2 separate regions of the Mus musculus genome follow, and region 1 is linked to region 2. A link is a loop called in an ENCODE intact Hi-C map of the cell type or tissue named here. Cell type or tissue: left cerebral cortex. All regions are shown on one strand. Each heading gives the region's core, and the rest is flanking DNA. Links, peaks and the distances in the headings are about the cores only. Region 1 holds the start of Dhx34 (DEAH (Asp-Glu-Ala-His) box polypeptide 34). Region 2 holds the start of Inafm1 (InaF motif containing 1).

Region 1 (8,325 bases), core at 201-8,200, 50 kb after region 2:
TGAACTCGGGCTGATTGGCACAGTGATGTCAGCTGAGATAGATGCACGTGCTGAGGCAAGACCCATGGAGGACACGTGATGTTTGGAGAGCATATAAAAAGGACTAGCTGGACAGTGATGGAGGCTGAGCTAGGCTTGCTTATAGAGCTAGCTCTCCAGCACTTCTTGGTCTAGCTTCTTCACTGGTCTTCACTTCCCTGAGAGAGGCACAGTTGAGAACTTCTCCTGGCCTGCCTCCTGGTCCCTCCAGCTGACTCATGCGGAGGCTGAGGCCTGGCTGTCTCTGCTAGGTAGTGCCACCATTGCTGATCTGTGTTTGCTATCCCCACTCTCAGTGTTTCCATGAAGTGTTTGCAAATGGATCTAGCTGCCACTGCTAACCTGTGAACTGAACTGCCGATTTCCAGACAACACAGATGAGAAATCTCCAAAGAACCCTTTAAGATAAGTTCATTTCTCACACTCCCCCTCCCCCTGCCCCATATACTTTCTTTTCCAGTACCTCTGGTGGGTGGTGGGCTATAAGAAAGTTAAAGAGTTTAAGAACCATCATTAAAAATAGGATTTGAAAAAAATTAAAGTTACTAGGATTGGTGTAAATCCTGAGCTTGGGGGGACTCAGGTATTGGTGGGTTTTTATGAGAAGCTCAGGGACTTGTGGGTTTTCCTGTTCAGGGATTGGGGGCTTTTTTCACTGCCTTTCCCCTGCATGGGGCCCATGGATTAGGATGGGAAATTGATCCCGTCCACAGGTGGCTCTGGCTGAGGCTCCATCTCTCGGGATGCTGCTCAGGAAGGCTGGAAAGGAGGTACTGCTACTGTGGACAGCTCCCGTGGGACAGCTCCTGCAGAGTGTTTCACCAAAGCTGTAGTCTGCGGCAGGAAAGGTGGACCACTGTGAACAGCTCCTGTGATGGCTGCAGGCTGCAGAGATGTCATGGTGCCACCATTTTGATAGGAGCTACCATTTTTGACAACTCCTGCTAGGGCAGGTGGCTGTAGGCTGGGATGGGAAGGAGTGGCTAGCTGCCATTTTGACAGATTTTGCAGCACCACTGCCCTTCCTTGATCTAGGTCTTGAAGAGTGAAGACACCACTTTTGATCTGGATCTTGAGGTGAGAAAACACACCTTTGATCTGGGCCCCGCCTTCTCCTGGGAGTCTATATAAAGACATGGAAGAAGGATGCTTGCTTTTGGTCTTTGTCTGCTTTCTCTTGCCTTGCTAGCAAGTCCATTCCTTCTCTGGCATTAGAGCCCACTTTTTTTGGAATTCTGCAGGGCCGTGGGTGTGGGAGAAAGAGGGGAGTGGGAAAGAACCCGCGTCCTGCCAGCGTTCCGGTGCTCTGGGCAGGCGCACATGGGAGGAGTGCCGCATGCTTTCCATGCGGCCCCGGGTGGGTGTCTGGCTGTGGGAAGCCAATGACCCCACTCGGCGGTGGTGGACAAGGGGCAGTCCTAGGCACCAGGTTCCCAGCCTCCAGCATCCCACGCTGGATACCACGGAAGAGCTGAGAATAGAATGGGGGCTCCGGGGCAGCACTGAGCCCTGGGGCCAAAGGGAGGAGAGGGCAGGAGGAGAGGGCAGGGGGAGAGGAGGCGCTGGATGGTTTCCAGGCAGGCGAGAGTCCTTGGTCCGCTCCATGGCTGGAGCACAGGATGGCCTTCCGGCGGGAGGTTGGACATGGCTCTTTAGGGGAAAGCCTATCCCATCGTTCAAGCACGGCGGGCCTTGATGAGCAGAGACAGTCTATGGTTTTAGAGCTTTATTGTAGAAAGGCAGAGGGAAGGAAAGAAGGTAGAAGGAGAGAGAGAGGCCGGCCATGGCCACGTGGAGAGGGAAGGGAGAGAGAGGAGGAGGGCTAGAGAGTAAAAAAGGTGAGGGCTAAAGAGAGCAAGGAGGGGCCAAGCAGCCCCTCTGATAGTGGGCTGGGCTATCAGGTAACTGTGGGGAGGAGCATACCTGGCTTAGTCAGGTAACTGTGGGGGTGGAGTCTAGCCAGAATGCCAGAAGCTTGGGACATTGTCTGCGTGACTGATAGTCACAGAATTATGGAGTTGGGGGCTCTGTGGTGTCAGGCACCTGTCTCTGGGAACGTGGCTTGCTTTTCTGTCCCTTGTAGAGTTCTCTACTGAGTCACTGGAACAAGCCCCACTCAACCAAAATAGGCTGCCTATCACAGTCCCACAGAATTCCAGTGTCCTGGTTTCAGCATCTACTGAAGACCAGCTGAGACAGCCAGTCTTATGGACTGAGTGACTTCTGGGTTCTTGGACTTTCTGTTTATAGCCAGCCATTGTTTAGTGGTTGGACCCTAACCTGTAAGACATTCTAATAATCCCCTTTCTATATATTATAGACAAAGAGATTCAGTCTGTAAATTCCATTATTGTAGAGAACCCTGACTAACACAATTCGCCATTGTTTGTTTTTCATATGGACAGCAGATACTGTCTACAATGCTTCCTCTGCTGAAACTCCTCCATGGCTCCCTTCCACCTCAGCTCCCAAGCCTGAGTCCTAGCCCTGGTGTGTGTCTACGATCCACCCTATTTCTCTGTCTCATTGCCAGGCTGCTTCCTCCCCTCCGTCTTCCGTGTTCCTTGTTTGCCTAGCTTAGATGAGGCCTAGGGACCAATCCTTTGCACCAACTAAAATAGCTGGTGTTGATACAAACGTGGGAGACCAGAACTCAGACGGTGGAGACAGGAGGGCCAGGAGTTCAAGCCCATCCTCAGTTACATAAGAAGGCTAGCCTAGGCTACATGAGGCCCGGTCTCAAAAAAAAAAAGGTGCATAAACTTTCTTTTTACTGCTTGCTGTGAATATAAGTCCCTTGGTAAATCATTGATTTAGATTATATGCTTCCAAATGTCTTTTTTTTCTTTAAATGTTTGTTTGTTTATTATATGTAAGTACACTGTAGCTGTCCTCAGACACTCCAGAAGAGGGCATCAGATCTCATTACGGATGGTTGTGAGCCACCATGTGGTTGCTGGGATTTGAACTCCTGACCTTCGGACGAACAGTCGGGTGCTCTTACCCACTGAGCCATCTCACCAGCCCCCAAATGTCTTCTTTACCCTTAGTATTGTACTACCTGGGGAGGGGTACATTCTTAAGGTCTGGGGTTCTTTCTCTGCACAGAGGAGACTTTGGTGAACAAAACAGAAGAGTTCTCCACTTTTACGGAGCACACATCTTACTGGAGGACACAGAGATAGTCACAAAAGTAAGATTAAATAGGACGGGGTGAAGAACATTCCAGCGCTCAGGAGGCGGTGGTGGAAGGATGAGTAGTTGGAGCCTGGGCAAAGGAGAAAGTTCTTGTCTGAAATACATGAATAAGCAAAGAAATAAAATATTGAGCAATAATGCCCGCTCTGTGGAGGGAGCTGCTTTTAGAAGCAAGGTCAGAGATGACAGCTTCAGTGCACTAATATCTGAATGGGGGGAAAAAGTGAGCTGCACAGAGAAACCAGAAGAGGAAACAGAGAACTCAAAACCTGGCTACAACCCAGCCTGGCCTATATATTTTTATATATGCTTTTCAGCGACTTTTTTTTTTTTTTGCAACAAGTTTTCTTAGGTTATCGATGGGGAAACTGAGGCTCAGTTCCCCAGTGATTGGCACATCGAGGAGTACTGTGTAGTTTTCTCTGGAGTCTTTTCTCACCCATTTAGTCATTAATTTAACATGTGTGGCTCTAGAGAGGGCTTTAAGGGGACACAAGACTGATCAGCACAGAGCTGGTCCCTGGCTTAAGGCTGCTGGGGTTACATCTGATTATTTATTAGTGAGTTATAGTGATAGAGTGACCACATGACTGTCTTATTAATTTAATTAGGTTTTTGAGATGGTCTAGATATGTAGTCCTGGATGACCTGAACTCACTATGTAGTCCAGGCTGGCCTTGAACTTACCGAGATCCACCTCCCTTTGCCTCCCAAGTGCTGGAATTTAAGGCGTGCACTAGTTCGCCCAGTCACGGGACTGTTTTAATAGTGTTTGAGCTCCCTTGCTGACCCTAAACTTTTTGTTTGTTTGTTTGTTTGTTTTTTTGAGAGAGGGTTTCTCTGTGTAGCTCTGGCTGTCCTGGAACTCACTCTGTAGACCAGGCTGGCCTCGAACTCAGAAATCCGCCTGCCTCTGCCTCCCAAGTGCTGGGATTAGAGGCGTGCGTTGTTTTGTTTTTTGGACCCGAAACTTTTGACTTTCTAGTAATTCTGGGTTTACAGGGCTGTGGAGAGGACACGGCTAGGGACTGGCACTTACCTATAACCCCTCCTCTGGCCTCTAGAGGGCGTCAAATCACCCAAAACACTGCCTGAAGCCAGGTGCCCAAGAGCGCTTTGTGCGATGGGCATTGGCCCGCCCGCTACTCCCTATTGGGCTTCATTGTACGGAGAGGCCAGGTCGCGCTTTCGCGATCTGCGCATGCGCAGTCTGGAGAGTGGCGGGAGCGTGCGCAGGCGCAGACCATTTAGGACCGGAAGTTGAGGCGTCCGTGCTATTTCGGAGGTAAGGGGCGGGGCGTGTGTGCGGGGTGTCTGCGTGGCTTTGGTCCCTGGTGCAGGATTTGTGTGGGGCTATAGTTCCGAGCGAGCAGGGGAGTCAAGAGAACCCCAATTTTAATGAAGGAATGTGCCAGGACCCAGAGAGCTCTGGCGGTGCGCGATTCTTAGAAGCTGGAGGACCAAGAGGCCCGGAACTGAAACCACAGAGGGAACAAGTTTCTGAGAAAGGGAGAGAAAAGGGGACCAGGGTGATGGGGTGCCTGCAAGAGAGGCTCACAAGGGCGCCAGGAAGAGATTGGCAAGAAAGCCTGGATGGTGGTGAGACCCACAGTTATGAAAAGATGGAGTTTGAAACAGAACCTTGAAAGTTGGAGGTGATAGTAGAGTCGTGCTGAAAAATGGCGAAAGGAAGAAATGCACCCCAGATTTGCGTTCCTCGCACTGCTTATTTAGCTTAGCAAAATAGAGTGGAAATAGTCTTAATGTTGTGAGAAAGTGAACATATATGTATACATATGTGATTGAGACTACACAGAAATACCGGAGTGGTAGCTGTAAAGAAAGGCACCATTGGTAGATAAAAGTATTGACTGGAGAACTGTAAACAAATAGAGGGCCGGGAGCTAGGTGCTGGATCTGAGCACAGGAGGCTGAAGCAGGAGGATTGTGAGTTAAAGGCCAACCCAGTCTACATAGGATGACTCTTGTCTCCAAAAATAAATAAATTTGAGGAAAAGTTGAAACAAGATGGAGAAAGTGGAGAAATTCAAATGGAGGTCTGAGGAAGAGAGGGAGGGAGGGAGAGAGAGAGAGAGAGAGAGGAGAGAGAGGGGAGAGAGGGAGAAATAGAGAAATAGAAAGAGAGGTATTGGGAAGATGGCCCGGTAAGCCATACTTGGACATAATGGTGCTTACTTGCAGTCCCAGCACTTATGTGGTGGAGACTGGATGGTGAGTGAGTTCAAGGTCATGCTTATCTGTGTGGAGAGTTCAAGGTTAGGCTAAACTACCTGAGACCCCAAACCAAATGAAGGAGTAAAATGCCCGAGGGAACAGACCCATTGGCAGCCATGGGTGCTGATGTTGGGCCTAGTGTGAGTCAGGGTTTTTGTTGCCTAGAAGGAGCTTTCTCCTCCTTACTGTCCCAGTCTTTTTCTGAGGATCACTGGCTCCATCTTCTAGCAGCTTTCCAAGGCCTGGTCCTCATTCCCTTCTAGAATAGAGTTCTCTCAGTCCTGTCATCACCGAGCTTCAGTCTTTACTCAGAAGTGTTGTACTCTGCAGTGTCTGCTATGTTTGTGGGACTCACAAGGTCTTCCTCCCTGGACACTCAAAGGTAGCTCTAACAACTCCCAAGAGGGGACCAAGTCCCTCCCACCCCTGTGACTGCATAAAGCCAACCTCTGGGCTCTTTCATGATGACCCTTGAGAGAATGAAGGCTGAGTTGGGTTTGCTAATGCCATCGAGAGAGAATTCCTGGCCTTTTGTGTTATTTTCCCCCCTGGTTGGATGCTCTGTGCCTTTGCTGTTTTCCATGTGTTGGAATCTCTTCTTGTGGAGAGAAAGCATTAAACCTGAGTAATAGTGGCCGTTTGGCCTCTTTGACAGTGTTTTTGATATTTGATGATACTGCTCCCATTTTATAGATGAAGAAAACCACTTCAGATAAACTTGTTTGCTTGTGGTAACTGATCAGATTCAAACCTGATGACCTGCTTGTCTCCAGGTCCTTTACCAAGGGAGTGTGTGGGCCTCTTAAAATCATAATCAGCCCCCACATATTAAATTTTATTTATTTGTGTGTGTGTGTAAGGCAGGAAAACTTGAGAGAGTCAGCTCTTTCTTCCCATATGGGTTCCAAGACTCAAACTCTGTTTACCAAGCTTGGTGGCAAATGCCCTTAGTCACTGAGCCATCTCATTGTCCTGATAAATCCTTTTAGGAAAGAAGAATGAAGGGCTGGAGAGATGGCTCAGCGGTTAAGAGCATGGGCTACTCTCCCAAAGGATCCAGGTTCAATTCCCAGTACCCACATGGTGGCTCACAACCACTTGTGAGTCTACTTTCAGGGGGATCTGGCGCCTTCTGGATTCCAAGGGCGTCATTGGTACACATACACACACGCAGGCAAAACACATATACAGAATAAGATATAACTTATACAAAAAGGAAGAATGAGGGACTTCCCTCCAGAAAATTGGGCACACAGCTATGTCCTTCATTGTGATTTTTCTTCAGCTGACCGGAGAGATTCTGACTTCAAGCAGAATGGCTCAGTGGTGGACCACTTGTGTATCATGTGTGAGGGGCCGGGCTCTATCTCAACACTGTAGGGCAGTGGAAGGCATTTTCTTACTTAGCCAAGAAGCGGAGTGTTGGCAGGAACTAAGCCTTGCACACTGGTGATATCACCAGGCGTCTCCTACGCCCCCTCACAGTGGTCAGACCACTGTGTCCACAGGCAGGGTTTTGTCGGAGGTACATATCTAGGAAAGACTCATGCCCTAGAGCTACTCTGAATGGGTTCAGGTTTAACCCAACTCGTCTGGTTAGATAAAAACAGAGGGCTTCTCTCTCCTAGCGACCAGGTGCAAATTCCAGAGTAGGGACCTGACTGGGACTTGTGTCCATTCCTCAGACCAAAAGGAATACCATGGCTGGCCAGGCCTTTGTTGTTTGCTTAAACCCTGAGAGCCATGTGTATGTGATGAGCTATTCTCTGAAGGAGGATGGAAACTTGCCAGGTAAAGGATGGCATGTGCCAGGCAGGCAAAACCAATCCCTAACACCACAGATACATTCCGTTCATTTTCCAGGGACGCCATTCAGTGTTGTGAAGCCCGACAGACCCCAGATGAAGTCTGTTGCCTATTGTCGTTGTTTCTGTCTTCCTTACAAGACTCCCCTTTGACTGATCATGTGACCAACATGTAGTAGCATTTATGGCCTCCTCCTCCTCCTAGTCCAGAGCTTGAAGAACAACAGGCTTTTAACTGATGTTCTAAAAGTGAATGGATATATATCTTCTCTTTTCTTCTCCAAACATCCAGAACCTGGAAGTCCAGAATGGACCCTTGTCCCTTCCAGAGACCACTGCAGGAGTCATGAAGCGCTTTGTGCAGCTCCACCTACCCACCAGGCCCCTGGCTACCCACCCTGCCGTCCACAGAGCCTCTGTACATGGAAAGGGGAGGTGACTCTTTGAAGAGAAAGCAGTTCCTGGGGTCGGGAGTTAGGTGAGAATACTTAGTCTAAGCGATCAGAACGGAGACTGTTTCTGTGACAGCAGTTTGATAGGAACCATGCCTCCTCCCAGGACAAGGGAGGGGAGGGGTCACCGAGACCGAGACCACCATCGAGCTCCCAGGGAGGAAGAGGCCCCGGAGAAATGGGACTGGAATTGTCCAGAGACTCGTTGTCTCTTGGAAGATGTATTCTTCCGCGATGAGGATTATATCCGTCGTGGTTCAGAGGAGTGTCAGAAGTTCTGGGCTTTCTTTGAACGCCTGCAGAGATTCCAGCACCTCAAGACCTCCCAGAAGAAGGAGAAGGACCCTGGCATGCCCAAACATGGCATCGCTGCTTTAGCTGACCTACCTCTCACTTACGACCCACGCTACCGCATCAACCTCTCCATTCTCAGCCCAGACACTCGGGGTCGTCATGGGCCCGGCAGGGGGCTGCCGCCCGAGAGAGTGTCCGAGTTCCGCCGTGCATTGCTTCACTACCTAGACTTCCAGCAGAAGCAGGCTTTTGGGAGGCTCGTCAAACTGCAGCGTGAGCGAGCGGCACTTCCCATCGCCCAG
Region 2 (8,325 bases), core at 81-8,080:
ACCCATGAACTGTCCCACCGCTATGGTGAGTGTTATCTTGGAAAGGGTTAGGCAGTGGGGTTTGAATGTGGCATGTGCTGTGTCCTTCTTCCCTAAATCCTTGGATCTGGGTTCTGTTGTAGATGACCAAGCTTGGGCAAGACCACCTAAGCCTCCCACTTTTGGAGAGTTCCTTTCTCAGCACAAAGCTGAAGTCAGCAGCCGCAGAAGGAGAAAGAACAGCCGACCTCAGGCCAAGGTGGCCCCTCGTGCCTATAGGTGGGGTGCCCCTCCCTTGGGACATTCCCCTCCTCAGCATGCTTGGGTGTGTGCAGTCTTGTCTGGCTTCAGTTTGAGGGTACAGTGCTCTGTCTTGGCTCTGTGTCTCCTGCCCCCTTTGCCCTCAGTGCAACATGCCAGATGTTCTCTGAAGAGAAGTACATCCCATCCCTCACCCCTTTGCTCTGTCCACTCCAGTGACCACGATAATCGCTGGGAGACAAGAGAGGAAGCTGTGTCCTCGGCCCCCGAGTCCTCTCAGTCCATATCCCTGGAGGAGACACCCACACAGGTAAGGCAGAGCAGGTATGAGGTAGGGCGTGTGCATGGGGCTTTGTGGGTGACAGGTCCCAAGCACTTCCTTGATCTGCCTGTGTTCCCAGCAGGCTTCTGAGACCCCAGCTCCAGCTCATCGGCCTCCCGAGGAAGATGGTGAGGAAGATGTGGGGGAAGAGGAGGAGGGAGAAGAAGAGGGGGAAGATGAGGAGGATGAAGAGTGGGAGGACGTGAGTGAAGATGTTACTGAGGAGGAGGAGGAAGAGGAAGAAGAGTTTGAAGAGGATGAAGAGGGTCCTAAGGACCAGGAAGCAGCAACTGTTCCTGATCACCAGCCTGAAGCTGAGCCTGCTGGGAAGCCCACCTGTGAGCAGGTGGACCCTGTGCCTGCCGGGTCCCAGGAGTTGCTGTCCCCAGTCCCTGTTGAACCTCCCATCCCCTTCTCACCCTCTGAGGACCACCAGCCTGTGTCTGACTGGGGTGAGGAGATGGAACTGAATTCTCCCGGCACTGCCCACTTACCTGGTACCCACTCTTCGGGTGAGGCCTGGCCTTTTGCGAATGCTTGAAACTGGCTGCTTGTGTGTGTGTTTGTGTGCACAAGGGTGTGGCTGTGCCCACACCTCCTTCAACCCCCGTGGCAGAGAAGGGCAGTTGGTGCCTGCTTCCTGCCCTTATCTCAGTTCCCAAAGCCTGCTCTTGCTGGTTCAGAGCCTCTCTCCAATAAAAAGTTCACTTCCTTAAATGACACCCACCCCACTGTGTCCTTGAACCCCCTTGCTCCCCTCATATGGAGAGACATTTGGAAAAGGAGGGGCTTGACTGAGCCTCCCCTTCTCCAGGAGGTGACCAGCCACCCCTTGCCTCCTTGGAGAGCGGGCCCAGCTTGGCAGGAACCCCGAAGTCTTCTGAAGAAGAGGGGCCTGAGGCATCTCCAGGTGGGATGCATGAAGCTGGTGGAGGTGGGTGGCCTGCTTGCCTTCCTTGGGGAGGGAAGGGCTTGGGGATAGAAAAGGAGTGGGTCCTGTGAGGGCTTAGAACAGGGCATGAGCTGAGTCAGGTGCTGTGCTGGGTTTGGCCTGGAGTCAAGCCTTTGGGGTGCAAAGGGTGGGCCCTAAGGCCCCAGCCAATAGAAATTGTGAATAACTTTGAACGCTGGGCAAGGAAGAAGTTGGGCTCAGGGAAGGAGCTAAAAGTGGGATTTGAAATCTGAATATTCCCAGAGGTAAGAGGGTGACGCGATAGGATTTTGAGCTTGAAACTGGATTTTGGTTAGAGATCCTGTAAAAGTAAAACATGGTTAATTAAAGGTAGGAACGACTTTAACTAATGAATGAGCCGGCTCTTAAGACTTATCTGAAGGCAGGGTTAGCGGTTTTGGGTCAGACCATAGTGGGATTTTAGATCCCACGTAGTAGAAGCAAGAGACTGATCTTGGTCACTTTAACGTGATCAGCCAGGTTACTGCTTGTGTTCATCTTTTAGTTCCCCTGCAGTAGAATAAGATGTGGAGCAGAGGCCAGGAAAGGCTGTCAAAGGAATAGTGAGAGTGGAAGCCAAGGACATCTTCGGAAAGGGGCCAGGCCAAACAGGATAGTTTGGGGTCCTGGGAGGAGTGGATGAGCTCATTACACTAGCACTTCCCAGTAGTCAACAGGGTTAGATTGGAGGGGCTCCTGCTTCAGGGGCCTCCTGAGGGTCGAGTAAGCTGGAGGCCAAGTTGTAGGTGGGTTTGACTGAGGTGCGGGATAGGGTGGGTCGGGCAGGCTGGTCCTCCATTTACCGCTTTTTGTCTCCTTAGAGGTGGGCCCCGAGGGCCAGGAGACGGCGGAGATCACAGACTTCCAGAGGGTGCGTTTCTGCAAGGTGGTGGCGGCTGCTCCGCCGCCGGGGGCTGCCCGCTGACAGCGCCAGCAGACCAGGGTGCCTCGCTCTGTACTAACCTTCAGCTCCTCTGCTTCTGCTACACTCCGTCCAGGCCAGGGTTAAACTTAGTGGGGGAGGAAGCAGGTTAGCAACGAGCCCGGCCCGAGGGGAGTCTTCTAAATTCGCTGAGGACCCAGTGGTGCCAGTCCGACCGCACTCGTCTGGTCGAACCCTCGGAGTCAGTCCCTGTGAGGCCTGGGTGTGCAGGAACCTGCAGCTAGGGATTGAATTAAACGCGTGCTACCGCCAACCTTTGAACTGTGCTGCTAGCTGATCAGGCTAGGCTGCTGTGCTTGGCTGGCGGAAGAGGCGGGACGAGAGTGCTCCTCTCATCCTCACACCTCTCTCCTCCCACCCCGCAGGCCGTCTCGCAGTCCTGAAGATGCTGCTGGGAGGGGCGGCAGCGCAGGTTTGCCTGGCTCCCAGGCTGGCTGCTCTCCTCCCTGCAGTCCACCCTGGATCCCTCGCCTCTAGGGAACAGAAGTTTACGCTGGTGCGGAGTTGCTGGGGAAGGGGCCAGCAGGGGTGATGGAGGGAACTGGGTCTCGGAACTCTCGTAGTAGTCCAGGGATGTGAGACTGGGAGGGCCGGGGCCGGGGCTCGGTGGGCGGGGCTAGCGTTCAGAAGCTCCGTAGGCCTCCGGCTTCAACAGAGTAGGAACCTTAGCTCCGGCGGGCAGAGGGATGCTAGTGTGCAGAGCTGCAGTCGGTCGAAGAAGGAAGGGGTTCGATTAGCGCGGAGAGGGCTGAGGTAGAAAACAGGAATAGGCGGTTGGAAATGTGACAGCTAGGGCGGGAGAAGAGCGAGTGGGCGTGGCCTTGAGGGGGTAGAGCTAAGAAATCTTGATAGTGGTGGGTCAGAGGCGGTAGGGGCGTGTCTAGGATGTAGCTGAGCTGGGGGGGGGGTGCTGTCTGACAAGGCGTGGTCCTGGAAGGGGCGTGGCTTGCTTGAGGCGGTCCTGGGGTGGGGGCGGGGTCGGTGCAGGCTGAGTGGGCAGCGCGATGCGGGGCTCGAGCTGCGTGGGCAGTGGTGGCGAGAGCCCGGGTGGTACGGGGCTGAGCGAGGGTCCCCGTGGCCGATGGCTGCGGCTCGCCCCTGTCTGCGCCTACTTCCTGTGTGTGTCCTTGGCCGCTGTGCTGCTTGCTGTGTACTACGGGCTCATCTGGGTTCCCACGCGGCCGCCTGCGGGCCCCGCCGACCCCCTGCCCAGCGCTGCGGCCGCTCCGTGTGCTCGAGCAGCACCGCCCGCCCCGCCTCCGGCCGCACCCGCATCCTGTTTGCTTGGGGCCTCCGGCGGGCCACGACCGCAGCCAGGACTGCCACGGAGTCGCCGCCACAGTCGCCGCCCAGCTCCGGGAGCGACGCGGGAGACCGCGCGCCGAGCGCCTGGATAGTCTGGCCCGCCCCCACCGTGGCCTGCGTCTGTCTATCTGCACCACCGGGCCTCGCCTGCGCGGCGCCGCCTCTCTCCTTGCCGCGGTCCTGATCCTGCCCGACCTTATTCCACCTTGCTCCTTCCCGGGACTCAGCGCTCATCGGCAATAAACTCCAGCCTCAGCTGGCTTACCTGGTCTGTGGTCGTTGGCCTCGGCCGCTGGTCCCTTCTAGCTCCGTGGCCGCGCGGCCTTAAAGGCTTTCCTCTCTCATTGCTCACATGTAATTTTTGGGTTGGAATGGGGAGAAGCGGCTTGCCAGTTTTCGGGGCCATTGAAGGTCAGATACTGTAAAGGCCTTACCAGTTTTCGGGGTGTCATCTCGTATAGCTTCGGAGACAGTGGTGCGTGCTGGAAACTGCAGTTGGTATAGTTTGCAATGGCAGGGGTAGAGGATGTCACCCGTAAGCTAGCTTGTCCTGGTTTGGGTGGTGACATTTGCTGCTTTGGAAGTGTGGAGCATATAGCTGAACCAAACCAAAACTGGTCTGCATTGCTGTTGGTGCCATGTTGAGACTGGTGTAGCTTCTGATAAAGAAGTCATGCGATTGAGTCCATTTTCCCTTACCCATGACTGTGGCTTGGCCGTAGGCAGGCCTGGGATATACTCTGCTGGCCAGCTGCAAGAAGGGGTTTCCTTTATGGCCTGCCTTCCCCCTAGGCTGGACAGCATCAGGAACCTGAGGCCTCTTGTCAGATGGGAGTGTTACCTGTCCTGCTGGTTCCCTTCTGTCCTACCAGCATCCCCCACGGGATGATGTACAGCAATGTACTTAAATCTCTCTGGTCTTGTAAAAGGAAGACAACACATTGTTGCTCAGAATTAAACTAGTGATCGAAACCTGAGAACAGCGTTGGTTTCTGCTCTGTCTCCACTTTGTCCTTCAGCCCTTTCAGAGAGTCACAGCCTGTATCCCTGGGCATAGCCTGTCAGCTCAAAGACTGCACACCACCAAGCAGTGAGTTGGGGGGAGGGGTCCTCTTGCCTGTCCTTTTTGGCCTCCCTTCTGCTTCCTGGTTTTTCCTCCAGCCCCTTGGCCCCTCAACCTTTTTTGTGTCCCTCTGCTACCTTCTCTTTGCTTTTCTCTTTCTCTGTTTTTAGAGTGTCTCCATATTGTCACCGTGCTCCTGTGTCTACTGGCTCACACCGTCTCTCTAGTGCTTTCCCACTGAGTCACCCCCTCCCACTTTGTGGCAAGGGATTTGGGTTCTCAGCAGACCTCCTTCCTCTGTCTTCTAAGGGTTGGGATTGCAGATGTGTACCTCTATGCAAAGTCCAGCTTGTGGGCTTTGAATTCTGACTAGCTCTGACCACTTTAACCATTTTGGGGGTGACAGGGGTATGGAATAATTTTACCTCTCACATGATGACAAATCAGTTCATACCAAGCTATTTATATTTTTTATTTATTCCCTCCCAGTGTGACTGTTACACACATTTTGCTGCAAAAAGACATTACCATGTCCAACAGGGGAAGTGGACAGTGCCTGCCTCAGGCCCCTGGGAGTTTGCATAATAGGTACAGAATGGCCTTTCTAAAATTGGATCAGCCTTGAGTTCCGAAATGCATCTGTCCCTGAAGACCTCAGCTAAGGGACTATGGACCTGCAATTTGGCACACTGTCAAGCCTGATTTATCTTAATTACTAGTTCAACATTTAATTAATGGCTTTGTTAAAAAACTAATTTTCATCACCTTTATATATCTATATATCTCCTATAATCCAAGCTGCCTTGAACTTGCTGTGTAGCAGAGGATGACATTTGTGCTATGCTGATTTTTTTCCTGGGGAGACAGGAGCAAATGCCTCCTCACCCAGACAGGGCACTGCCAAGTGAATTTATTTGGGGGGTGGGCATTAATTATAGGAGGGTGTGGGTGACTCAAAGGCAGCTACACCACCACAACGCTGGATCTGCCAGATGACTGACAGTTCATACAGCCGAGACCTTGGTGTAACCTGAATGATCTACAAGCAACCGCACAGCCAGGCAGATCAGAGGCTCTGGCTCATGCTGCCACTTCAGTCATTCACATTTTCTAGAGGGTCTCATGCCTTGGAGATCACACCCTGGGCCTCCTCGGCAAGGCCATTAGAATCCTATACCATGCCGCAGTCTTGTGGAATCAACCTCCTGCTGTTATTAGTCATGTGTGCACATGGGGAGGTTAGAGAATAACTTCTTGGAGTTGGTTTTCTTTTTCCACTATGGTACCTGGGCATTGAACTCTGGAGTTTTCTGGTTTGTGCCACAGACATCTTTATTCACTGCGCCATATAGGCGGTCCTCTTGGATCTGTATAAATGACATTACGGCATGACCACCCCGTGGTATAGCTGAAGGGAAGGTTTTTATTGTAGATGAGAGAGAGGGGGGAGAGAGAGAGAGATCATCCAGAGGCTTCTGGAAGAGTCTAGAACAGAGAGAGAAGGCAGTAGACTGGACATGGACATGGCCATGGTGGGGTAGAGGGACCCAGAAGGAGCAAGACAAAGGACTAAGACAGGAAGACTAGAGAGCAGACACACAGTGGGAACGGCAGGGTTATGGGGAGAATGAGCAGCTGGAGGAAGGGAGCCAGGAGCTGGGGGAGTCATGGTAGGGGAGGAGCTGAGGAGAGCTGAGAAGGGCCAGGATGCTGACACAGACTCTGAAATGTGTACCGGGCACTTGTGATAGATACTGAGGGAGTCTGAGGTCAGCATGGGTAGGCTAATAAGCATCACAGAGAGCCACGTGTCCCTTCTGCAGGTGGTAAGGTGATAAGGAGAACGTCTCCTTTTGGTAGAGGAATTTCTGAGGAAAGCTGGCTTTGATCTAACCACCATGGGAACTTGGGGAAGTTGAGTTTCCTTTGGACCTGGCAGGATCATCTCCCTTAACTTTCATAGAGCATGGTTCTGCTGGCCCGGTGAACTGAGCTTCAGATAGTGCCCTCATGCTGTGTTCCCTCAGGAATACCTGTCTTTCCGCTTTCCCTAGTGTCCCTGAGAAGCCAGCCTGTGGGGACTGCTTTCCCTCAGATTGTCTCAGCTTATGCACCTTTCCTCCTGAGGAGGGACAGGCAGCTCCGCTGCTCAGTTCTGCCACCATGGCAGCCAGGCGGTTGCCATAAGTCCCCACGTCTCTAAGTCTTAGAAGCCAGGTGACAGATCTGCAGCTCCTTCTGCAGATCTGACAGTTCCTTGCTTGTCACTGTCCCCTTGTGCTGCCCGTGGTGTGTTGAATCCTGGATTCTCTCTCTCTATTAAGCATTGCATCCAAGGGCTGGCTCCTCCTCCTCCTCTTCCTCCTCCTCCTCCTCCTCCTCCTCCTGCTCCTGCTCCTCCTGCTCCTGCTCCTCCTCCTCCTCCTCTTCCTCCTCCTTCTTCTTCAAGATTTATTTATATGAGTACACTGTAGCTGTGTACTCATACACACCAGAAGAAAACATTATATAGTTGTGACCCACCATGTGGTTGCTGGGAATTTAACTCAGATCCTCTGGAAGAGCAGATGGTGTTCTTAACCACTTAACCATCTCTCTAGCCCTTCTGTCCTCATCTTCCTCAATCTTGATTCTTTTTATTTTTTATTTTTTAAATTTTTTTTGATTTTTCGAGACAGGGTTTCTCTGTGTAGCCCTGGCTGTCCTGGAACTCACTTTGTAGACCAGGCTGGCCACAAACTCAGAAATCCACCTGCCTCTGCCTCTTGAGTGATGGGATTAAAGGCGTGCACCACCACGCCCGGCCTCAATCTTGATTCATACTCTGGGTTTCAAGTCAATGGCTTTTAAGCACCCATCTAACTGATACACTCTAACTTTTGGCTCTCCAGCCATGAAAATGGCAACCCAGCTGTTCTGTCTTACCTCCACCCCATCAGTTTTACTCTGAGGTATCAGAGGCAAGCCCACCCACCAAGTCAGAGGCTAACATAGAGGATGCTGGTTGCCACAGTGGCTTACCCCATTAGTGCTATTCTTGGCAACTGCAGTGTGTTCCATGTTCCTTCAGCTATGTTCAGTGACTCGACCTGTAAGCAGTGGACTTCACTCATTCAACCACTCTACCATACAGGAAAAACAGCCGCCATGGGACGCCACACCTCGGTGGAGACATGCCTTTGAGCTTGCCTACCTGGCAAACATATATACAAAGCCTTGCTGTGTTCCTCTTGGTCCTCAACTTGGTGAGCTCTAGAGTCACCTAGGAGACAAGCCTCTGGGCATGATGTGGGAAAGTCATCACCCAAGCTGGGAAGACCTTCACCCTGTGGGTGGCACCATCCCATGGATTGGGGGTCCACGGCTGAATACAAAGGAGAAAGACTTCCCAAGTGGAAGACAATGGACCCAGTTGCCTCAAGCTGCAATGATGGATGGTACCCTAATTAACTCTTCCTTCCTTCCTTCCTTCCTTCCTTCCTTCCTTCCTTCCTTCCTTC

What was found. Hi-C counts contacts between places; a loop is a spot of excess contacts. Peaks named below come from ENCODE experiments on the same cell type or tissue, not always from the same donor. Only the 100,000 strongest peaks of a DNase experiment are listed, where the experiment ranks them.
Region 1: a loop joins it to region 2, with 2.1 times the contacts of the local background. A loop is called at or near these places in 9 of 42 quality-filtered maps.

Annotation. Positions count from the first base shown.
Region 1 is chr7:16,218,195-16,226,519 of GRCm38, reverse strand. It overlaps Dhx34 (DEAH (Asp-Glu-Ala-His) box polypeptide 34), which reads left to right and starts at 4,488. Exons shown (of 17, transcript NM_027883.3): 1 at 4,488-4,522; 2 at 7,570-8,325. The coding sequence starts at 7,822. In left cerebral cortex, for the core only: a CTCF peak has its summit at 4,286 (motif pointing right); a DNase peak (open chromatin) is centred at 4,463; H3K4me3 peaks cover 1,397 bases; H3K27ac peaks cover 987 bases.
Region 2 is chr7:16,268,427-16,276,751 of GRCm38, reverse strand. It overlaps Inafm1 (InaF motif containing 1), which reads left to right and starts at 3,060. Exons shown (of 1, transcript NM_001136270.1): 1 at 3,060-4,739. The coding sequence starts at 3,462. The coding sequence ends at 3,854. It overlaps Ccdc9 (coiled-coil domain containing 9), which reads left to right. Exons shown (of 14, transcript NM_001382411.1): 9 at 1-25; 10 at 123-258; 11 at 457-550; 12 at 642-1,014; 13 at 1,377-1,496; 14 at 2,336-2,710. The coding sequence ends at 2,439. In left cerebral cortex, for the core only: a CTCF peak has its summit at 3,928; DNase peaks (open chromatin) are centred at 3,866, 4,525, 5,134, 6,011 and 2 more places; H3K4me3 peaks cover 2,514 bases; H3K27ac peaks cover 2,617 bases.